Regions from separate parts of the Mus musculus genome. Here regions 1 and 2 are each linked to region 3. The links are chromatin loops, found by intact Hi-C in ENCODE. Cell type or tissue: left cerebral cortex. All regions are shown on one strand. Region 1 overlaps Pde8b (phosphodiesterase 8B). Region 2 has its middle 38 kb from the start of Zbed3. Region 3 overlaps Pde8b (phosphodiesterase 8B).

Evidence for each region. A loop is a pair of places that touch in the nucleus more often than their neighbours do. Peaks named below come from ENCODE experiments on the same cell type or tissue, not always from the same donor. Only the 100,000 strongest peaks of a DNase experiment are listed, where the experiment ranks them.
Region 1: a loop joins it to region 3, with 4 times the contacts of the local background. A loop is called at or near these places in 3 of 42 quality-filtered maps.
Region 2: a loop joins it to region 3, with 1.8 times the contacts of the local background. A loop is called at or near these places in 2 of 42 quality-filtered maps.

The regions. Positions count from the first base shown.
Region 1 is chr13:95,153,945-95,161,944 of GRCm38, forward strand. The region is part of intron 1 of Pde8b (phosphodiesterase 8B); the gene reads right to left. Among named protein-coding and RNA genes, the nearest start is that of Pde8b, 65 kb to the right of the region's middle. In left cerebral cortex, no CTCF peak of the experiment used is centred here; DNase peaks (open chromatin) are centred at 4,462, 4,864, 5,263, 6,458 and 1 more place; H3K27ac peaks cover 2,076 bases.
Region 2 is chr13:95,283,042-95,291,041 of GRCm38, forward strand. No RefSeq gene overlaps it. Among named protein-coding and RNA genes, the nearest start is that of Zbed3, 38 kb to the right of the region's middle. In left cerebral cortex, a CTCF peak has its summit at 4,163 (motif pointing left); DNase peaks (open chromatin) are centred at 4,152 and 7,168.
Region 3 is chr13:95,076,741-95,084,740 of GRCm38, forward strand. It overlaps Pde8b (phosphodiesterase 8B), which reads right to left. Exons shown (of 22, transcript NM_001374003.1): 10 at 6,374-6,434. All of the region lies in intron 1 of Gm41025 (a long non-coding RNA gene), which reads left to right. Among named protein-coding and RNA genes, the nearest start is that of Gm41025, 30 kb to the left of the region's middle. In left cerebral cortex, no CTCF peak of the experiment used is centred here; DNase peaks (open chromatin) are centred at 4,575, 5,012, 6,071 and 7,287; H3K27ac peaks cover 4,523 bases.

The sequences.
Region 1 (8,000 bases), 77 kb after region 3:
CTCTACTGATGGTAGCAGGTGACTGGGGAAGAAAGAGAAGAGACCAGTGCTGGTAGCAACTGGCTCTGGCTGCTACTGATAATGGTTAGCTGGGCTGCCACTGATGGTGGCCAGTGATTAGAGTAATCCCCCAGCAGATTTTTCTCTGAGGGACTAGAACTTGATTCATTGGGGCCAACACTCCCTGTGACCTGTGAGAAACTCTGAATTCTTTAAACTCTTAAGGGGCTAGCGAGGAAGAAAAAAGAGGGAAAATCATGCAAGGGCATACACAGACTGGATGAAGCTAAGCAAGCTCCAACCATCTTATACACATACACACAGACACACACACAGACACACACACACTTAGTGGGTGGAGCAAAGCTCTAACAAGCAAGCTCTAACCATTTTACATATACACATACATATATGCATACATACACAGTTGGCAGATGGAGAGAAATTCCAACAACTTTATTTTTTTTATCTTAGCCTTTTTATAGCTCCTAAAAAAGTTCTCTACATAAGAAAAAGAATTATCACATTTAAAAATGGATTAGATGTTACACAAGAAGGAGTTACAGCAAGATTGTTGATTGTGAGTTCAAAGAGGTAGTTTTCTTTCATTCCATAAGCTCATTATAAGTTCAAAGCAATAGTTATATATGTTCATGGTGTTACTTTATCATGGTGCACACCTGTTGCCTCATCCTTGGACCTGACCTAGAGTGAAAGTTGTCTTTGATCATTTTGTTCTAAGCCTATTCTTCTTCCTTTTTTAAAAATTAGGTATTTTCTTCATTTACATTTTAAATGCTATCCTAAAAGTCCCCCATACCCTCCCCCCCCCACACTCCCCTACCCACCCACTCCCACTTCTTGGTCCTGGTGTTCCCCTGTACTGAGACATATAAAGTTTGCAAGACCAAGGGGCCTCTCTTCCCAATGATGGCCAACTAGGCCATCTTCTGATACATATGCCCTATTCTTCTTCCTAATGCAATGTGCATACTTGTAACCTACAGAAGCTCACTCCTTTTTAACGTAATATACAGACACACAGACACAGACAGACAGACAGACAGACAGACAGACAGACACACACACACACACACACACACACACTAACCTTTACTATTCCACAAGGGAGAGACATACTCTACTTCTGATTCTAACTTTAAACTTTCTACCAACTGTCATAACTTCTTAAAACTGTTTGAATCAAATCAACAATTCATAAATCATAAATTCATCTAAACAGCATTAATCCATGATAGTTCATCTTCATGTTGACCTGCAGAAAATTTGCCCAATGGGGTGGGCTAATACCCAGGAATCAAACATAACTGACTACAGGCAGAAGGGGTCTTTCTTTACCCAATCACGCCCTGTCAGAACAATGAGGAACACAGCAATGGCAAACATAAGAAGGTACATCAAGAGCAAGAGCAATCCTGGCACAAAGGCCCTGGGGCCATGCCTTTCCAGGATTCACCCATCACAGACATGCAAAGCAGGGGGCCATCTCCAGGAAGCTCACTTGTCTACTGCAGCTCCTCCTGACCAATGTCTGCCAAAAGCCCATCTACCACTCACAGCATAACAACTTGGGATGGAGGAAGGTGCATAGGGAAGGTGGCCCAAACAAGATGGTGGATGGCTTCTCAGAAGAGACCACTCTGTCATCAGGTGTTTGAAAGATTATGTCACACATAAATGAAAGCATGTGTACCTAATGCTGTAAAACAGGGCCCGGTCAAGGCTAGCAGGCTATGGTTGGACACTCTCAGGACAAGTAACCATTAGAAAAGCCAGAGTCAACCGGGATCACCTGGGCGTTCACTCTGGAAAGTACAATCATACCATCTTTCCTGCAACCATCACCTAGGTTAGCCACAAGCTGGGAGTTAGCAGATGCCTCCAACTTCCAGAAACTTTCTAGTGACACAGCCCATCCTATTTCTCTGGGTGTGGCTATACTTCTGTTTCTGGCCTCTGGCCTCACTTGACAGCCAAGGACAGCAGAGATCTAGACAAGGGTTCTGAGACTGCCGCCTGTGTACCTGTCACCTGGATCCAGTTCCTGTCAAACAGCCTAGCTCAGATGATCTGAGATGGGATCGAGAGCTGACGTTTCTAACAGAATCCCAAAGACTGGAGGTGGAGCTCTAAAGGATATAGCTCAGTGATGGAGTATTTACCTATCAAGCTCCTAGATGGTGCTCCCAGGTAGTCCTAGGAGGTCTGAGGATCACCCATTAGTTCTACAACAAACTTCCAGTGGCACTGACTATACTCACCTTACACACTGCACCTGAATAACCAACACTGAGTCCTGGGTTTCTCACCCCCAGGATGTGAAGTGGCTGCTATAAAAATGTCCTTTCAGGACAATCTTGTGTCTGGTCGACCTTTTGGACATGATGGCTATCATTGGGAGTAGAGGACACCTTTGGGAGTGTGCAGGCAGAGACATTTCTACTCCTTCCTCCCCCTCTACCCATTCTTGATTTCATTCCTTTTCACCTGCTCCCAGGTCATGTCCAAGCAAGTGTTCCTACACTTAATTTTTCCTAAATATCATTCTTTCTTACCTTCAAAAACATTTCTCTTGCTCTTCCTAAAGAATTAGCTACCCCTGCAACCTCAATCACTACCTTTTGCATTTCACAGTTGAACTTAAAATGTGAAAGATGCCTACGGTTACATTCCCTGGATGGCCCCATCACCAACTCAATAACCCTTTATCTTTAGGGAGCTTACCCCCACCAATGATTGGGAGCCATGTGCCCAACTAGCCACCATTGACTTTCCAAAAGAACTTATGGTCTCCTATAGCCTGCCATGTTCTCTGACTTTGATCTTAGTGGTATGTTACCCAGAATGACTTGTGACAAGTATGACAAGTACAGAGCCTGGGCATTTAAATGCAGTTAAAACATATCCCCTTGCAACATAGACTCCCTTTATTAGGGGTTACATCATGTTGTTCAAAAAAAATGTTCTAGGATTCCCCATCCAAGTATTCTCATGATATCCACTCTCCTAAGAGACAGGGCTCAGTGCTTGGGGCACCATGTAGTGGTGGGAATGAAGGTTAAGGGTAACACAGTAGGAAACTGGACACTAAAGACCAAAAAAAGCAAGTGATGTTATTTAATGGCAGTGGCAGTTGCCAACCCTTTGCCCAACTAGCTCTCCCACTCCTGATAACTAGCCACCCTTCTGCTGATCGCTTTTGTAACCTGGTGAACAAGGATAATCACCATGCTAATTCAGCACATAAACACGTACTGTTCTGAAAGATAATCTCTTCCAGGAATCTGCCCATCCATGTGTGTATCAGGGAACATCCAATTCTAATCTCTGACTAAATGGTTTCCCAATTACCATATAGACACTGGCCTCCCCTGAACCTTCCTCCTGACTGCTCTCGTTCGTGATCTCTTGGTAAGTCTCTTCTACAGGGTAAGGAGCCCTGGGAAGGTTGACTTAATTATGCCCATTGTCTGGGGATTGGGTCAACATGACGACTGGCGAGACTTGTGAGACAGAAGCACGGATCAGGATCCAAGTCTGGAGCGCTTCAAGAGTACAGGTGTCCGCCACTGCCGCTGGTGCAGGGGAGTAGCCACAAACTCAGAAATGAAGCAGGTCTTTGATTCATGTTTTTTCATTTTTTTTTTTACAATATCATACATGAAGGCCATGCTCAGTGACCCTTTTCACCCTCATCTCCTCAAAAATTTTTCTCATACGGTCATGCCTATTTGTATTGTTTTATGACCCACCCAGGTTACTGGAACCATCTATGTGACCATGGGTTTAAGGTTAGAACCTGGCAGGTTCATCAGTGTGTATAGCACTAATGGCAGCCATTCACTCTCATAGAAACTATCAATAATCTGTAATTCAGAGAGGTAAAGGCTAGAGCCCTGTGAACCCCTACCTAACTTGACCAGTTGTCTCGTGTGGGCCCAGTGTAACAACCCTGTGGATCTGAGATAGTAGTGGCTGTACCTGTGTCTAGTCTAGGGAATGGCAGTTTGTAGCCCTTTACCCCATCTTCTGGCTCTTACATGCTTCCTGCCCTCTCTTCCACAGTGTTCCCTCAGCCTTAGAGGGGTGGTACACATGCCTTGCTGGGCCCACGACCTGCACTGACTCTCTGTATCCTGGCAGACGTGAGTCTGCCCTCGGTACCTTTCACTGTCATGGGAGGCTTCTCTGAGTGCCTCTGGGGGCTGCTTTTGTCTAAGGCTGTCAGCACAGGTATTGGCAGGGAGTTTGCTGCTGTTTTTCTTGCTATTTTTAAGAGTGTACCAACCCTGTAAGTGGGAAGCCAGTGAGTGATTCACTCAAATGATCAGCAAGTAAATCTGAATGAGGGGGAAATGTCCCGGGTGGGCTTAAAGGACACAGCGTGATCAAACATTGCCAACTTGGAGAATCTCATGACAAGCACACAAAGTGGGATGCCTGGAACAAGAGCCATGGGGTGACTCTTGTTCTTTTTTGGTTTGGTTTGGTTTGTTTTTTTCCAAAGCTCAACTCAGCACCACATGATCATCATCATTTGTCAAGTGAACGTCTCCAGAGACACAGATCCAAGGAATCCAAGAGGCCCATGCTTTATCCTGGGGGCCATGTTCCTACAAGCACAAGGCATTAACAAGGATAAGAAAGAGATACTGACAGCCCTTGTTATTCAAGGCAGGTGCATTGGGTGATGTCATAAGGTCAAGGAAGAGGTCAGATGAGGGTGATGTCTTCAGTGAGCCAATTGTTTTCACAGTGACTGAGACCCTGTTCTGTTAGAAATTCAAGTAAGATATTTCTGCAACACAGAGGCTGTGAGTCAATCCCTTGAAGAGATCTTACAGAACAACATGTATATTTACACGATGAGTTGGCTGGTGGCTTATCTTTACATCAAAGTCACTCCAAAAACCGAATTCATAGCTACTGAATCCTTGCTCCTTGAGATATTATGGGAGTGTGTTGTTGCAAGCCTCTCATTATATTTTCTCCAATGATCAATATGTTAACTTTGTTTTATGCTTGCTTTTGTTTAAAGAACTCATCAACTATTGCTGATTGATCAACACTGAGCTCAGTGCCAAAAGCACTAGAGCCTGCTCTTGCAGAGTGCTCTTGCGCTGGTATTTTCCCTGAAGGTCCATCATGGCCTTCTTGCACGTAGAAGGGAAGATGGTATTTTAGGCCTGCATTTGGGCCCATTTTAGACATGATGTCAGCAACAAGGAACATAGATACGGGGTGGGGGTGAATGGCAGTAAATAGACTGAGAAAAAGGACAGTTATTTTCGTTAGGAGAGCTGAAACGAGAAGCTGGGCTGGGAATGTTTGCCTGAAACGACACAAATGTTTCTCAGTTCCACCTGTGCCCAGAAACAACTGCAAAGCATTGCCGTGTTGGTCCTGGAATATACAAATGGCCAACTACAAACACCGGAGGTAAAATTCAACAATGGAAGTTACTGAGTAAATCCTCAAATAGAGAGAATAGAAGGAAGGGAGGGAGGGAGGGAAGGAAGGAAGGAAGGGAGGGAGGGAGGGAGGGAGGGAGGGAGGGAGGGAAGGAAGGAAGGAAGGAAGGAAGGAAGGAAGGAAGGAAGGAAGGAAGGAAGGAAGTCTGCTGCCCTTCCAGCCCAGAGATGATTCTGTCCCCCAGCAGGGCATTAGGAATGCCAGGACCCCCTTCCCAGAGATAAAAATGGCCCACACCAGGAATACCATGGATACTAGGACCCTCCAGAGAAAATGCTGTCCCCCAGCAGGACATCCATGGAAACTAGGACCCCACCCCAAGAGATGATGCTGTCTGCCAGCAGGTCACCCATGGATGCTAGGACACCCCCCATGAAGCTGCCCCACAGCAGGGCATCTATGGAAACTAGGACCCCCCAGAAACAATGCTGCCCCCCAGCAGGGCATCCATGGAAACTAGGGCCCCCCAGAGACAATGATGCCCCCCAGGAGGGCATTCATGGAAACTAGGACCCCCCCAGAGACAATACCATCTCCCAGCAGGGCACCCATGGATGCTAGGAGCCCTAGGCCAAGCCCATCAGATTTAGATCATCAACTTTTCCTTCCTGGGTGGAGGCATCAAGTAGATTTGAGCTGAGTTCTTCTAAGGATGCAGGACCACAGTACTTCTTCACAATGGGGATGTCACCAAAGAGTACTTCAAATGTGAGAAATGAACAATTAAAAAATTGACTCATCTACAGAAGTGTCTCAGTGGAACCCATTATTTTATACAGTTCTGCTTCTAATTTTAAAAACGTCAAAAATAAGTATACAACTAGTCTTTAGAACAGTAATAACTACTTAAATTGTGATAAATATGGACAGAGTCTCCTCTTTTAATATATTCGCCGGCTACTTCTTAGCACTTAGCTCTGCTCATCCCACACCTCCTTCTGCTTCCTCCTCCACCTGCTACTCTGAGTGGGCTCCACTCCATAGCACTTCAAAGTAAGCTGGTTCCAGGAGTACACACTTGATGCAAGCCTTGAGTAAGGGTTCACTCACACTTATAGGATTGGCATTCCCCTGTATTAAAGTAGATGGTAAAAAAAAAAAAAAAAAAAAAAAACAAAAAACCTAGTGTTGGCCAAGATATGATATAGCTGCTTTACAAAGTGGTCTAACTCCTCAAAAGGCTAAATCCTGGCATATACCCATGGAAAATAGAAGCAGAAGCTTATGCGTGAATGGTTATGGAAGCATTATTCAGAATGTTGAAAGTGTGGAAACATCCCACAGGTCCACCACACGCCAAGAATACAAATGGAATGTGGTGATGCGCAGAATGGAGTGTGACCCTTCACAAGGGGGATGATGCATCGACATGCTCCAAAGGGAAGGAGTCTTGAAAACATGCTAAAGGTACTGCCAAGCACTAAAAGGTACATTCTACATTGAGTCCAGTGTATGACGTGCTCAGAGTAGGCAAAGCCCAGAGGCAGAACATAGGCTTGTAGCTTTCATGGACTGGGTGATGGTAACAGGAGAAATAGATAGCAATGGCTAATGTAACACATGATCTATTTGGAGAAGATAGAATGATTGAACAACTCCGGGAAAATACTAAAGACCATCACGTTCTGCACTTTAAATGGGTGAGTTGTATATGTAGATGAACTATATCTCAATAAAGCTTCCACAGAAAGTAATGAATAAATTAGTAATTTTCATCAGGAATTTTGTTGTCTGGTCATTTAATAGAACACCTGTTACTCACAGCAACCAGCACCTTTCTGATCAACAAGTCAAAACGTACAAGCGAGTAACTGCATCTTCTGATGGGCGGGGAGGGAAGCCGGGCAAGGGGGAAGCCGGGCAACAAGGTCATGAATTTGATCCTCCATAAAGGAAGATTAAATTTTTTTTCTCTGAATTACGAGAGTCTGAAACAGCATGCAAGAAAAGATTGTGGCATAAAGCTGAGTACCAGAGGGTGAAAACCTTTACTCGCCTGAATAGGAGCCAATGAACAAAGGCTTCTATTAACTAAGAGATGTTCCAAGAAGCACAGTGCGATAGCAGATAGATTACTCAACCCCTTGCAAGATCAGACAGAGTTTTACATTGCTCTTAACTCCTTAGAGACAAAACAGTTCCGGTTCTCTGACATAGTAGCAATCTGCCTTGACTAGTGTCAGTCATCAAAGGTGAAGAAAAAAGAAACAGGAAACAGGAAGCCATCAACAGCCAGCAGGGTGATTCCCAACACTCACCCTTCCACCCTTCAGTGGCCTCAGGGACAAAAGTGATGTGCCTTGGAAAATCATCCCTACAGCTGGAGGTTCAGCCAACAGCCACAGGACTTCAAGCCAGACTCCTGGATGCAGACACAACTTTCTCCCACAGGACACCCCAACAAGGGCCATTCCTGAAACCCTCTTAGGCATCTGCTGGCACTTTACAGTCCAGGTGTGACACCAGAGAAGCAGACAGCCTGAGAGAGGTGGCAATGAACGGAAAGG
Region 2 (8,000 bases), 210 kb after region 3:
TACAGGCTACTATCTTTATTGGACACCTGGTCTGCTCTCCCAGGAGTCTTTTTTGACAGTGTCACTGAGAGAGGAACAGTCAGGCAATCAATGCCTGTGCTGGCTGCAACAGGAAGTTCATGGCCTCTTGGAGAATTCCAGTGACTATAGTTGAGGAGCAATCCCCACACTCTCGCTATGTTCATTTATTACTCATGTCCCATGTGGCCAACAGATGTCCTCCCAGAATCCCCTGCCGGCTTCTCTGCTTTTAGCCACTGAGTTATATCATACCTGTACCTTCTATTGGTCAGGCTCCTCCTCTGTTCCCTGTCTATAGATGCATTCCCACTTATAACAAACCCTATGATGACCTGCTCTAGGTTGGGTATCTGTAAAGCAGTGACTTAGTACATACAGTTTGTAGGTAAGTAATTTGGGGGCATTGAAGAGAATGAAGGAGGAGAAGGGAGAAAAGCCGACGGATGCCTGTGTTAGCTGCAAGTGAATGAGATTCATCCACAGATCCTATCCTCACTGGAATGCGTGAGTGGAGAATTAGAAAATCATTCACCACATCTATTTATTTAAAGCTAAGCTTGCACTTATCCAACCGTCCCTAGAAACCTATCCAAGAGACTAAAACCATGAGCACCTAAAGATTTGTGTGTAAATCTTTGCATATCAGTCAACACTTGGAAATAACCCAACCGACACTGACAGATGGAGATGCATGGTCTAGTGAAGCCATACAAGAGAACTCTCCACACAGTAGCGACTTGAACTGCGGAAAGTGAAGATTGTCATTTTAATGTTAGGAATAAAAGGCAATTACATTCAAATGTGTAGACTGTTACATAATGCTATGCTTAGGTACCTGTGATCGTTTTGTTGGAAGAAAAACTCAATTAAGCAGATTGCCTAACTCAGGTTGGCCTGTGGCCATATCTGTGATGGATTGTATTGGTTGGGTTGGTTGGTGGAATACCCAGCCCACCGTGGGTAGCACCATTCCCTTGGCTTGGGTCCTCAGCTGTATAAGAGTGAAGAAGATGAGATAAGTTGCATGCATGCATGTATGCACTTCGTCCTCTTTCTGCTTTTGACTGTGAATATGAGTGGCTGTCAGGACATTCTTCCTTGACTGTCCCACAGTGATGGGCTATAACTTAGAATTTTAGCTAAATAAACCCTTTCTCTATTAAAGCAGACTGATCAAAGAAACTGCAAACAAAACTAATACCATACTGGATTCATCATTTTAGTTAATACTCATTTCTGGTCAGTTGGGTCTCTTTGTAGGACAGATGGACATCTGGACTGTTAGTTACTATGCCCCAGATTCTCTTTTAGACTGACTCCCAAGGCCAGGCAGGTCAGTGTGCTTAGGTCCATCATGGAAAACCCCACTTCTGTGTCAGACCCTTACTAATAGGGCCAAAAGCAGAACAAGCTAACCTAAGCTTCAATGCATCTTTGCACAGTTCTGGACTGGATTCCTTGAGTGTTAGTCCACTGTTTGCATCCCTTCTCACATCACCTGTATGCTTCACTTTTTGCTGAGGTCACCTCTGATCCCAAGCTCCTGTGGCTTAGAACATTCAATTCCTGCATGATGTCAGTCTGAGAACCTCATTTCCCTGTTGTCTGTTGGAAGTTGCCATAGGCCTTTCACTGGGTAGCACTTTTCACATCACGGTTAACAACATGGTAGATGCTCCTACAAGCCCAGTCAACAAGGACACCCTGGAAAGATGGGGCCAGGCCTTATGTAATCACACACAGGCAGCCATACTTGTCCCAAGCCAAACTTGACTTGTAAGAAGCCAGTCATGAGTCCCCTCCACACACAAGAGGAAGAAAGCATTCAGGGGTGAAACCAGAGAATGAAGATACCAGGGTTCTCGGTAGAAGTCCATCACAGCTTATCCTCTGGCCACCATTGACCTGTATCCTTCCTGCCTTCAGAAAATATTCCCTCTCTCCTAAGGAATTCAAGAATCTCACAGCATGCACAACCTGTTCGGCTGAGTTCACAACAACATCATACGAACAAGGTCCAGCTGTGGATGAGGCCCCTTGGATGTACTTCCTCAGTCTAATAAAACTAAAGACAAGTCATGTGTCTCCTAACTCCATGAAGGAACAATTTCAGTTAAACAGATATAGAAATGCCCATTTTAAAGAGAGAATGAAAAGAGAGTTGCTAGCCATTGTGGTGGGACATGTCTGTAATGCTGGCCCACAGGAAGACTGCAAGTTCTAGACCATCCTGGGTTACACTGTAAGACCTTGTCTAACAATGGAAATAGATTTTTAAAAAATTGCCAATCTTAAAGCCTGCAACATAATGGCTTCTTCCAGAATTCCATGGTAGATTATAAGGATGTAATAATTTCAGAGCATAAACCTCCAGGCTAGGTTGGTTACACCCTCTGGATCTTCCTTTTTTATAACTTTAAAAAAATAATTATTTAATATATGAGTATTCTGTAGCTATCTTCAGACAACACCAGAAGAGGTCACCAGATCCTATTACAGATGGTTGTGAGTCGCCATGTGGTTGCTGGGAATTGAACTCAGGACCTCTGGAAGAGTAGTCAGTGCTCTTAACCACTGAGCCATTTCTCCAGGCCATGGATTGTCCTGTTTTAAGGAATCTGCTTCCACTGGTACATTTTTGAGAACTACCTTATCGCTTTGTGCCCATTCCATCCATTTCAGTTTGATGATGTTTTTGCAGAAATGATTTTCTCAAATATGTTGTGGGTTTCCCACAAATTTCCTTTCACATAAAAGCTGTGACCACTGCTCATTTTGAGTTGAACCTTTATCTACCTAGATTCCTGCTGAGAGGTTGAAGCCAGCTCCATTAAGCTTCCAAATGACATCATCACTGGACAGGATCTGTGAGCTTTATCCCTGGTGTCTTGGGAGGGGCTTGCATATGCCTAAACTCCCTGCAGTATTAACAAAATTTGTACAATGTCCATTGGGGTGTTTTTCCCACTCTGGGCCAGAATTCATATGCATTAAATGCTCCAATGTAATTTTTTTTAAAAAAGTTTTTTCTCTTTTAATTTGGTTGGTTTGAGACAGGGTCTCTCTCTACATAGACTTGGCTGTCCTGGAATTTACTATGTAGACCAGACTGGCCTAGAACTCACAGAGCTCTCCTTGCCTCTGCCTTCAGAGTGCTGGGAGTAAAAGTGTGCACCACCATGCCTGACTTTATTGTTAATTTTAACTGTGTGTGCATTTGTGTGCATGAGTTACGTACCCACAGGGGCTCCGGAAGAGGTCAGATTCCTGGGGCTTGAATAGAGGATGCTGTAAGCCAAGGGAAGCAGATACCAGGACCCCAGCTCTCATCCCCTGTAAAGGTCGCGCCCGCTCTGAGCCGTGGAGTCATCTGTCCAGCCTCCAGCATAAGTTCCCAATGTTACATCCTTCCTTCTGAGGATTTTCAAAATCATGAAGTTCTGCTGCCTTTCATTGCTTGTCAGCTTCTCCCTGCCACTCCTGTCCTCCAGCATTTTACTGTGAGCACTGAGAAGAAAGCAGGTGGCACTTTCAATATTTTACTCTGGTGTCATCTCAACTGCACAGCCATACCCACCACCGCTTACCTCATGTGAGTGGTGTCCTCGAGATTCACTTGTGCCTTTCTGCCTTTAGGACAGTTATAGCATTTGAGTATATATATATATATATATATATATATATATATATATATATATATATATATATATATATACACATGTATATATCCACACATGTAAAGGAATGTATAAAGTCGTGCTTAAATGCTTGGAATTTTTTATATTTGCTGAATTCACGTTTTCTTTTTCTTTCTTTCTTTCTTTCTTTCTTTCTTTCTTTTTTTTTTTTTTTTTTTTTTTTTTTTTTTTTGGTTATTTTAGTACCTGAACTTTTTAGAAGAGCCCTGTTAAATGTATAAATGGAAGTTTAAATAGATGGTAAACAACAGTGACTGCCTGTCATGTACAGAGGCCTCTAGGAAGCTGATGAATTTAATAAGCTCTTTTCATTCCGGCAAGGTTTACAAGGAAGATAGGGCAAGCCACAGAACTGTGGAGACCAAAGCAGGGCTAGTAACCATTGCAAGTTCCCTGAGAGGATGCTGGCCCTGCAATGCTGCTGCCCTGAGTCCCTCTAGTGGCTTAGACTGCAAGGCGCACCTCTCTGAATACTTTGGCGGAGCAATCACTTCCCATGAAGTTAGACCGGAGCCAAGTGTGGTGGCGAACGCCTCTGATCCCCGTATCTGGGAGAGGCTAAGGCATGAGGATTAGAAGTTGAAGGACAGTTTAGGCTTCAGGCTGAATTACTATCTCAAAAAAAAAAAAAAAAAAAAATAGAAGTATTATCTGATCAACAAGATGAAAAGCAAAACCTCAGAAATTCTTCCTGCAGTACTTTTTAAAAATTTAATCTCTGCACAAATATTCTGTATGTCACCAGACACCGCAATCCTTTTGATGATCTTTAATGATTGCCAATTGCCTCCTTCTAGCATGACCTTCTGTCCCTGCAACCTGGGCTCCTTGCCCCCACACTTGCCCTCTGGCACTGCTGGGCACGGTTCTAATCACCATTCTAATCTCTTCTCTACCTGACAGCCTTGAAAATATTTGCAAATGGCTTCTCACCTGCCCCCTCACCTCCCAGGCAACACACAGTTCCTTCAACTAATCTCAGCCACTAGGTTCTTCTCTCTGTCTTGGTTGTTCCTTTCTGGGTTGTCCACACTCCTCTGAAGACATGCTGTCTATCAAAGACCTGCCCCCAACACCAGAGATGTGACCCGGTTATATCAAGTGTCACCGAGCAGTTACAACGATCTTGCCAGCTGCCCTACCTCCAGACCCCATTCTCTGAGCAGCATTGTCACAGATGGACTGAAAGCTGAGACTGCCCTTATGTGGCTAGGCCACACTTCAATCAACTTCACAGAAGCCGTACTTTGTCCTCTTTGTCACAAGCCTAGAAACGCTTCGCATTTTTGGATCAGGCTCATGAGTTTACAGATATAAAAGAATACAAACAACTGTAAGTAGACGGCCAGGTCTGCATGAACTAGACATGCAAACAATCAAAGAGATCAAAAGGAGTCTTGGGAATGAACTGGCTCCCTGGTGCCTCTTGGGTACTTGGAGTAGGTCTCTGACCTCTGGGTTGGCAGATGACCAGCCTCAATCCCTTCCTCCTCACTTTAAACTCACTGCCTTCGATACTGCCCTCTGTGGACACAGGAGAGAGACTCGGTGTCAATAACGTAGCATCCCTTGATAGTGTGAAGACTGATATTCAGTCTACGCACATCTCTCTCCTCTGAGCTAATGGAGACTTCTCCCTGAAGGGCTGTTTTTCAAAACCTTTCATCACTCACTTCGTCTCCCCTGACTCCACTCCAATCTCACCATAGCATCCTGCACTTATGGGCCCCAAGTCTGAGCAGTATGCTCTAATGACCTATATTGGCTATAGATTAAAAGAGTTATCTCTGTGAAAATATTTCCTTTATAATACAGCTTGCCGTAACTAAGATTTACATGCCTAAAGACTCCTTGGAGTATAACTAACGGGTAGCATTTAAAACTTTCTTTGTAGATCATCTGGTTTGATATCCGGGCCCATTGTCTCACAGCACCAATGTTGTGTCTGACACTGGGTCTCCCAGCCTGCCATCAAGAGACGACCACAGGGCAATAATGGTATCGGCTGGGTTTGGAGAGTAAGAATCCTTTTGTCTTGGGAAGAAAAAAATAAACTATGGGGGGTGAGATGGCTTGGTGGATCAAAGGCTTGACACCAAACCCGACGACTTAAGTTCAACCCTTTGGACCCACATAGCAGAAAGGACTGACAGTTCGTGTTGTTCTCTGGCTCCAACATATGCACTATGGTATGTGCACACACAGGATAAATGAAATGTATTTGTAAAACAAACAAACAAAAAGACTAGGAATTGCTCTCAGCAGGGATATTCTTTTTTTTTTTTAATGACCTTTACATTTTTTATTTTCCTTTTATGTGTATATATGTGTATGTGTGTGTGTGTGTGTGTGTGTGTGTGTGTGTGTTGTCCCTGCACATATGTCTGTGTATGATGTACATGCCTGATGCACTAGAAGGCCAGAAGAGAACATCAAGTCCCCTAAGACTAGAGTTACAGGTAGTTCTAGGAGCCAGCCACCATGTAAGTGCTGAGAATCAAAGCCAGATCCTCTGGAAGAAGCCAGGACTCCATTACATGGAATATCTCTCTCTCTCTCTCTCTCTCTCTCTCTCTCTCTCTCTCTCTCTCTCTCTCTCTCACACACACACACACACACACACACACACACACACACACACACACACACACACATACACACACACACACACACACACACACACATCTTTATCTGGCCTTCATCATCTTCTTTGGATCTTTATCCCAGTATCTGACCTTTCTATAATCCTATTGCCGCTCCCCTACATACCCCAGGATGCTGTTTTCTTCCAGCCATCCTATAGACTCAGTACATCTTAGAACCTATCTCACAGAACCCAAGCCTCTACCTCCTATTGAAGCCAACTTCAGATGAGTGTTTGAGATATCTCACTGAGCCAATTGCCTTAATGAATTCTTAGTGATGCCTTTGCTTTAAATAGGTGCTTAGTCATCTAAAAGGTTGCCATCAGGATGGGGAGATGGTTCAGTTGATAAAGTCCTTGCCTTGAAGGGTATGAGAAACTGAGTTTGATCCTCAGAGCCCATGTAGAAATGCCAGGCAGGGTTCTGTGAGCTTGCAATCCCAGGGCTGGGATGTGAAGGAAGATCCCTGGGACTCACTACCAGTCAGTCTCACATAAGTGATGCTCTCCAAGCCAGAGATCCTGTCTCAAAAGAGGCAGATGGCATCCTTGAAGATGATCCCTGACTATGTCTTCTAGCCATCTCATGTGTACCTGCACATAAATGAACATGCACATGCTGTCATTAGAGGACATCAGAAGGTCACAAAGATGAACAAAATGGACTCCACAAGAGAGGATTCTTGGGAAACATGGACACCACTCTGGTGGACTCACTGTGCTTGATCCACAGCGGCGGGGAAACAAAAGGAGAGAAAACAGAGAGATTCCATTTGGGAATCTCTGCTGACTGACACCTGCTTTCCAGAGGCTCCCACATTCCTCCATTTATGAGTCATAGATTATACACTTGCTTGTCAGTAGTTCCAATGTGCTTAAAACTGTCCCTATTTGGGGCTGGCTGGCTAAGTGGGTAAAGGTACCTGCTGCCAACCCTGGCGGCCTGAGTTTAATTCCCAGGATTTACAGGATTCACATGACAGGAGACAATGGATCCTACAGTTGTCTTCTGATCTCCTCACTAATGCTGTGGGACACACAGACACACAAGACACACAGACATAGCCAGATACACACACACACACAAAGAGAGAGAGAGAGAATAATACTTTTTAATGTGAAACTACCTTTACTTTGATAAACTGCTAAATAAAAGCAGCCACACACCCCTTTCTTTATATATTCACATAAAACTCTAGAAAAAGCAAATTCATCCACATCAATAAAAGCAGATTAGTAATTATCCAAGGTCAAAAGAGGAGTGTGAGGTGTGATACCAAGAGACCTTGAATGTAATAAAGGTTTTGTGAGTGATTGCATGTGGCAGGCTGCAGAAGTGTCCAGCAAGGCACATGTTAAAGGCTTAGTCCACAGCCCCTTGTGACACTGCGCGGTGTTTGAACCATGGAGAGGTAGGGCCTACTAGGTGGTCTTCTGGTCATATGGAAGTGTTCCCGGGAAGAAGGTCTCAGAAGCCAGACCTTTCTCCTCACTCTCTTTTGCCTCTTAGCCTCAGTAACGTGAACAGTTTCTTCACTCTGCACCCTAGTTGTGGTATACTGCATTGGCACAGGCCCACACTGTAGGAAACTGACCACAGACTGACCCTACGAACCGTGAGCCAAAATTCAACTTGC
Region 3 (8,000 bases):
AGCATCCCTTCCCACAAAGACAAATTTCAACCGTATTTCAAAGCTTTTCCTCAGTCAACACCTCTTCATGATGTCATCCCCTGCTTCCCAGCAAGGGTAACCCAGGAAGGCCCCAGCCAGGCATGTGTAGCTCTTTGCAGCCATGCTTCTGACCACTTTGCTATTGAATCCTGACTCTGTCACTGATACTCCACATGACACCTGGATGTGTTTCTTGGCTGCTCCAAGCCTCAGTTTCCTTGTCTGTCAGAAATGATAACAGCATCCTCACAGGGCTGTGATGAGGATGACAGGAAGGTGACAGCCAAGCACTGGCAGGGTACAGGCTGTGAGGGTAGAGGAAGGTAGGCACAAGTTTCCCCAAATGCCTCGTTAATGGACTCAAGTGAGTCTAGTCACAGAAGAGACGGGGACACAGGGACCTGTCACCTGCCATGACAGAGCAGATAGGCAAGTGTAGCCCTTTTATCCATGCATTGGTTGCTTGCTGGATGTTCTGGAGACTAATAGTTCCTTCACAAAGGGGACCAGACACTTAGAGGAGGAGGACAGTGACTTGCAGGAAATTGCTTGCCCACAGGCTCGCTGCAAAGCGCAGGTGTCTACGGCTAAGTCTATCATAATTTTACTGGTATGAAGTGGAAGTCAATAAACTCTGGCCAAGGCCTGACTGGTTTTTAAAAGCAACAATGAAACACCATTGGCATTGATTGGCACCTGGTCTGCAGTGGCCTTTCACCACAGTGACAGATCTGACCTGTGTAGTTATAAATTCCTCAGGTCCTGATTTAAAAGATGCATGTGATATGTCACTTCTAAATACTATGACATTTAAAACGCTCCTTTTGTAAATTCTACTGTAAATTATAGCAACTGACTCTTACAAAATGCTTTAGTTGTTATTGCTGTTGTTGTTGTTGTTGTTGTTGTTGTTGTTGTCTTTCCTGGTGTGTAATGTGATCAGATGATAGTTGTAACTGATGAGTGAAGCTTCAGTTTGAATGCTAGATGATATTTTTCATTTACATTAAGAAGTGACTCAACATATCCAGACCTTATCAGGTCCTTACTGTGAAGTGGACGCACTCTGGCGGGTGGGCCACTAGCTCTGCTCTGTTATATGACATATGTTAATTTAAAAATGAGGAAGCAGAACTCTCAGACTTTCCCATCTCAGCCACTGCTCTGAGAAGCCAGCAGGGGTCCTGACCTTGGGGGTCAGTTGGGCTCTCTGTCTCTGTCCCCCACTTCCCTTGCCCCTCCCCTTCTATAAATGCTTGTGTTTAAATCTGTATTAAAATAGTTTCTCAATAGAAGATCAACTTTGAATCTTAAAATATCGGGTCAAGGGAATGAATAGATATGCATAATGATTCAAATGACACACAACATATAAAAGAGGGCAGCCTTGAAATTTAAGGGAGATTTCAGAGCAAAGACCGACCTCGCCAAACGCCACCAGTCTCGTCCCTTGAAATCTTACTATATCAAACACATTAGAGATAAACAGAGAAGATTAACTTTTAGGAATCTGATCATTTCCATCTATTTCCCTCCCACTCCCAACCTGCCTCATCTTCCTTAAATCACCACATCTTTCCCTGTGCTTCAGCCTCCACCCATTACCAAGGCTCACTTCAAAGGAGCATCCCTGCTGGTGTATGGCCTTCCTCTGGAAAGGCATGCTGGGATCCCCACAGAGGCAAACCCAGTTTCCAGCTCAGACTCACAGCTCCTTCTCCTTCCCTCATCTTAGCACTACCGGCTAAGTGCCTTGTAGTGCTGTGGCACAGAGGACATGAAGAAAGAGCAGAGAGGACAAAGGAGCCCCATTATTGCTGCCTTGCCAGCTGGGAGGCCTGAGCTTCATTGCCAGTCTATTATTACCTGGGCAGTGGCTCCCACTGCGGTCGGTGTGGGTTCCCCTGTGTCTTCATCTGGCGCAGCACTATCAGACTTCTGAGTCTCATGAAGCCTGTCACAACCAGCTTTATCAGACGCCACCACCACCACCACCACCACCACCGTTACCAGACTACAAATGTTTCTCCTTAGAGTCAAGACCTTCTGGACACACAATCCTACCAGGAGTTACCACAATACCACCAGTGTTCCTTCTGTGTCCTCCTTCCCTGTCATACATTCTGTGCCTTCTGTCCTCAGCACCCCTGGCTAGGAGAGGCTCCATTCAGTGCTCAGGGGCTGCCTGTTCAAAATGTGGTTTTCCAATATTAAAGGCCTTTCCTTAAATAGTTTCATATAAATATATAAGAAAGCTAAATGAATAAAAAATGTGGATAGCTTTGTTGATTTAGTGGCTTTCCCAAGTGTATCAATAAATATTTCAGGACACCTGCTGTAAGACACATTCATCCTAACTGCCTTGTAGCGTGTCAGAGACAGAAAGCACACTCTAAAAGGAGTGGCCACTCTCAGAGGCCACTGGAGTTGGAGTTTCAGTAGCCTCTCTCTTCAACTGTATGGAGTCACACTCGGATGTGCACCTTGAAGCATAAGCTGATACTGTTTGTAATGCCATGAGAGGCATGATGCTTTTATATATGGGCCAAGCTCAACATGGAATCTCTTTGGCAGGACCAGTGTTCGGTTAGCCATGAGCCAGGGCTAGTTGCTGCCCCCTGAGTCTTGAAGCCACTGACCTAGGCCAGTAGCTTTCAAACAAGACAAGGTACTGTGACCCACCCTGGGGGACATTCCAACTTCACAATTCTAACACCTCCCCCTCAAAAATAATCTGTACCTTAAAGTAAGGTTTTACTGTGGTGGGCCACATTAGTTCTCACTTCTGTCCCTGCTGTCCTCAGTGTGTTGATACTGTGATGCCCAAGTGTCAGTGCCCAGGCTGGTGTCAGGCTAAAGTAGGCACAGTGAAGCTGCCCAGGTAGCCTAGCTCATTGAGTCTAACAGCTGCTCTCCATTTAGAGGTCAGGTGACTGGAAACATGAAGGGAGATTGGGGGGAGCATCAGAGGGTTCTAGAAGTGGGGTCCCCACCTCCCAGCTCTGTGAAGCACTGTGTGACATTGGGCTAGAGCATTTGCCTTCTGCCCTCTAGCAGCTGCTACTTTAAATGGTTGATTAACCAGAATATTTTGTCTGAGCCTGGCTTCTTTGTTCTCCTCACAAATATACACAGTGGAAAGGGAGGCTCTCTCCAGAGAGCTATGTTCTCTGACTCTTTAAGAAAATCACTTCCTATGGAATGGGGAGACATGGGCGCCTCCCCAGTGGCTTCTCCATAGCCCCATGTGTCACACCTCCACAAGAAGACTAGGCAACCTGGTGAACAGTGCACTGTAGCCCTGTCCTCCTGCATGCTGGCTCCGCATGTGCTCTTCCCCTTGGATTCAAAGCACATTGGCTTTGGGAATTGCCATGTTCACCCTATTGTCATAGTCAAGAAGAGGAATCGAACACTCAGGCATGGAGGGATGGCAGTAAAGAGGCCCCTCTGCTTTCAACAGGCTCCCTGCCTTAAGGCCAGACTCCAGGCCAGCTCAGAGGGAACTGGCATGGTGATGTTGTCTTTAGCACCCCTTTCTCTGTTCGAGTCTGACTGGACCAGGGCTGCACCAGGCTAGATTCCTGCAGTTCTACATACGGTTTCTGATTTAGAGCCAGACCTTGTGAGAAGGCAAATGGATCAAGGGACCTAGGATTTTACATGCTCTATGTGGTAGTAGAACAACTCTGACAGGCTCTGAGACGGGACAGTGGTGGCATGAAGATAAAGGATGTCCAGACTGGGTAAGTCTGGGAAACCTAGGCTGTAGGTGGCATAAGCAAGTGGGAAATGCAGGAAAGAAAATGACCTTTTACCACCAAGGTCGGCAAGTATCTCCTGTAGAGAGTAAGACAGTAAATGATGGAGGCTTTGTAGAGCCAGAGGCCTCTGTGTAGTTGTTCTGTTCTGGTACATGTAAAGGCATGGGAAGAGAGCATGGTCACGCTCCAACAGATGCTTTCCTCAGAGTCCTCAGGCCTGGGGTTTGATGCCTGTACAGTTTCAGTTTTCTCTCCCTCTGGGTTCCACTTTGTTTAATCTGTTTACCTGTCTCAGGCCCATGGCTTCTGGGTGCCCATACTGAACTAGGTGGAGCTCTGGGGAGCAGGTGTGGGCAGCAGACATACTTTGGCTTATCGCTCAGAGCTTACAGATTAGAAAGAATCTTTGGTGATGACGAACACGACCAGACGTGAGCTCTCTGGCACACAGCTCCATTCCCTGCTCAAATGCTAGCCCATGCACTGGTTGAGTGTGACATCAGAGCTGGACCCCAGGAGCAGAAGCTCAGAACAAATGCCTGCAGACAGGCCGCTCTGCTCCAAGAGCCCTCCCCAGCCCTGAGCAATCTCCATGGCTTTAGCCTTCTTTGGGGAGAAAGAAAAGGACTGTAGCCAGCCAGAGGGACAAGACGCTTTACTATTGGAAAAAAATCTAAGAGTCTCAGGCCTGTGCAGCACCATTAGGTGACGTCAGTGGCTCAGGGGATCTAAGCTCTGTGCTTTCACTCTTCTCAGAACAGCAACTGATTCATGGTAGCAAAGGGGTTTCTATTTAGAGCTGCAGAGGAGAGGCGGCCTCCGTGTCCTGGCATCCTATGCTAACGGCCTGCCCGTTCCCCGTGGGCAGCAGGCAGAGTTCACAGGAGGCCAGGACTGAGACACTCTACTTTCCACAAGCTAACCAATGTCCCCAGGCCTACTATGTACTGGCAGCTGGGTATACAGAGGCTGTGACACTGCTAGAGAGCAGAGGGCAGTTTAGCACACAGACAGCTATGACAATGGGGAAGGGAATAAAGGGGCCTAGATTCTTGGGCTGAGTCATGAAGCACCAGTAGGAGCTGGGGCTGTAGAGGTACAGGGGTTGATAATGGGGGCACTGGAAGTTGTTTCACTAGAGGAGAAACCCTGGAATGAGCACGAGTGAGGAGAAGAGAAGGAAACTGCCTAGCTTACAGCTCCATCCCTCACTAAAATGCAAAGTCATGAGCTGATCTGGGTGTTGCATGGGGCCTGGCCAGGAGCCACCATCATGGCTTCTGTAGAAAGACGTGCTGAATCTTAGACCAAAGACCTAAGTTGTTCCTGCTTAATTTCTGGCATGAGAATGGATGCTGCTAAGTCATTGTGTCCTCTCTTGTGGATCCACATCCTGAAAATGGTGGCCGGCACTACTTTATGTGTATACAGTAGTCATCTCTAGATGGACACCAGGGTTCCATGCCCCCGTCTTGTCCTGTCTCATGCAAACCTCATCCTTCCTCCTGGTATGGATGTCTCAGTGAGACTGCTTGATGACGTTTGGTCCCTATGACCTATTCTCTTCCTTCCCACGGTCTCCAAGGTCTTTCCTCTCAGCACGAGTTATTAATACATCCTTCTCTGACCCTAGATTAGGTTCTCAGTGGTGAAGGAAGCATTTTGGGTTGGACTCAATCTTATGAGCAAGGTATGGCCACAGATACTTTTGTCACCTGGGGCTCCATGAAGCTCGCTCCACCCAGCCCCTCTGCCCGTCTGGAATTCTCTCTCAGAGGAGCCCTGAGGGCTTCCATCTTGCTGCTAGTTCAGCTCCCTCACCTGGCCACACCTCTCGCTCCCCCTCAAGTCCCCACTGTGTGAGAAAAGAATGGGATTTTGCCTTTGAAATTCCTAAAAGACACTGCTCCTTCTCTGATAGCCACGGGTCATATTTAACACACTCAAGGTAGCTTGCTCATAGCCATATTTATTTCATACTTCATACTCCATGGATTATAAGGTATGATATGGAAGCTACATGAGCAAATGGTAAAACTATAAATCACACACACACAAAAAATACCTGAAACACTACTGTAACACTATAAAACTACCTCAAAACATTCTTACATCTACCAACTTGCTAAACTCTGCTACTTCAGAAGACAACATTCAAAAGAAATGATGTATGGGGAAAGAAAATCACAGTGCTAATTTGGAGTGGTTCTTATTTTGGCTGCTAGCTGGAGGCGTGACTGCTCGCAGGGGTATGTACTTTCCTTTTGTTTAAGAAATTAAGATGGGAAATGGGACTCTTCTTTTTTAGTTTTGAGGAAGCATCTTATGTTCCCTTAAAATATCTTAGCCTGGAGAGAGCCATGAGGCATATAGCATGAACCAGAGCACACACTCCTAACAAAGCAAGACAGGCTTGTGGAGAACCGAAAACCAAACCAAACCAAACCCCAAGCAGCTGCCAGAGGTTTCCCCACACACCTTTTTAGTCAGCAATTACAAGAAAATATGGAGAAAGACAAGTGGAGAACAGGGGTGAGAAGGACGCATGGGCAAGCTGAGGAAGCGGCAAAGGACACTGAATACTGTACCTGCTTGTTACTGTCAGTGGTACAGCACAGCTTCTTGAGGGAGACAAAGTGCCTAATTTTCCTAATAACATAAACAGTCAGTGATTAGTGAGCCAGGCGGGAGAATAAGGCAACAGGTCAGCACACGGACAAGTCTCCTCGATGCTGAGCTCCAAGGCCTTCCTCACGCAAATATGATCACAAGCCCCGTACCCCCGAGGAAGCCTGGCTACTGTGGACGTACCACCCTCGTGGGCCTGCCATTTTCAGGGACTGACATGCCACCACAGGAAAGCCGGCTTTCATTCGGCTGACACAAACGTCATTGCTTACATGAAAAGCAGAAGACTCATTCGGAAAGTGATGAGATTTTGTTGGTCGCTGTTTTTCTCTCTTAAACATCCTATGCTGAGCACTGTGGCTCATCGTAAGGATGGCATTTGTTGTTTTTGTTGTTGATTTTGTTTTGTTTTGTTTTGTTTTGTTTCTTGTTTTCTTGGTTAGAGGAAAAAGTGCTCTGATTTAAAAGTCATGAATCCAGGAACTTAGCCTGTGGTCTTGCTCATTATCACAAGGAAAATGGGGGGGTTGGGGGGGAGGCACATGGCCCTGTGTAATTAAGCTCAAGGTAGATCTTACCCTGAGGGTACAGCTCTGACTTACACTATGGAAGCCTGGATACCCAGAAGCCTCTGGGGCACCCCTTTCTATTCTCTGTCTCTTTCTTCTTCTTCCTGGTTCCCTTTACCCTGGAGGATTCTCTGAAGAGAACATGGGAAAATACTGATGGATCTTACAAGACGAACGTCACCCAAGCGAGAAAGAGTAAAATGTCCCTATTTTTAATCTGAATTGCCTCTGAGAGCTCGCTGCCTACAATTAGGGAAAATCACACAAAATCACGTCTGGATAAAAGGACTTTTTTCCCCTCATCTGTCAAATCAGGAAATTTTATTCTGATAGAAAGTACCAGGCAGTAGCATGTCTCCTCCACATCAGCTGCCCACTGATTCTAGTCAAACACTGAACAGGACTCAGCTCCCCTTTCCTAAGAGCGACCATGAGGACACCATGTCCGTCTCAGGCACCCACCATCTTCCTGTGGCTCTCCAAAGGCCACTGCTGGGATCTCTGACCCGAGGCAGTGTCTGTGGGAAAGGCAGGCTGCTTCTCCCTATAGTGGACAACCTTGCTCAGGAGCCCTTCAGAACCTGCAACTCTCAGAGGTCACCCAGAGAGGAGTCACAAAAGGACCACTAGGCCGGACCTCTCAGGAGGCTGGAGAACATTTCAAGCCAATCCACCAAGGAAACTTGGAGGGAAACAACCTTCAAATCAATGGGTGATCTGACGGGATGGGCTGGCTTTGCAATCACGTGGAGATCTGAAATCAACTCAGGTGGTCCTGAGAACCATGTGTGGGAGGGGCTTTCTGGTTCCAGGTAACCCCCATCTTATTTTCTTTGCCAGTATGTCACATATCATGTGTCCCTTCCAGGATCAATCCACCAGGCAGTATTGACCTTCATGCTGGCTGCGAGGCCCATCAGTGAGATATAGTTAGGGGTCCCATCTGGCTGGCACTCTGAGACTTCCCTTAGAATGCAACGCAGAGAAGGAAAGGGAGTCCTATGTTTTATTTCTCATG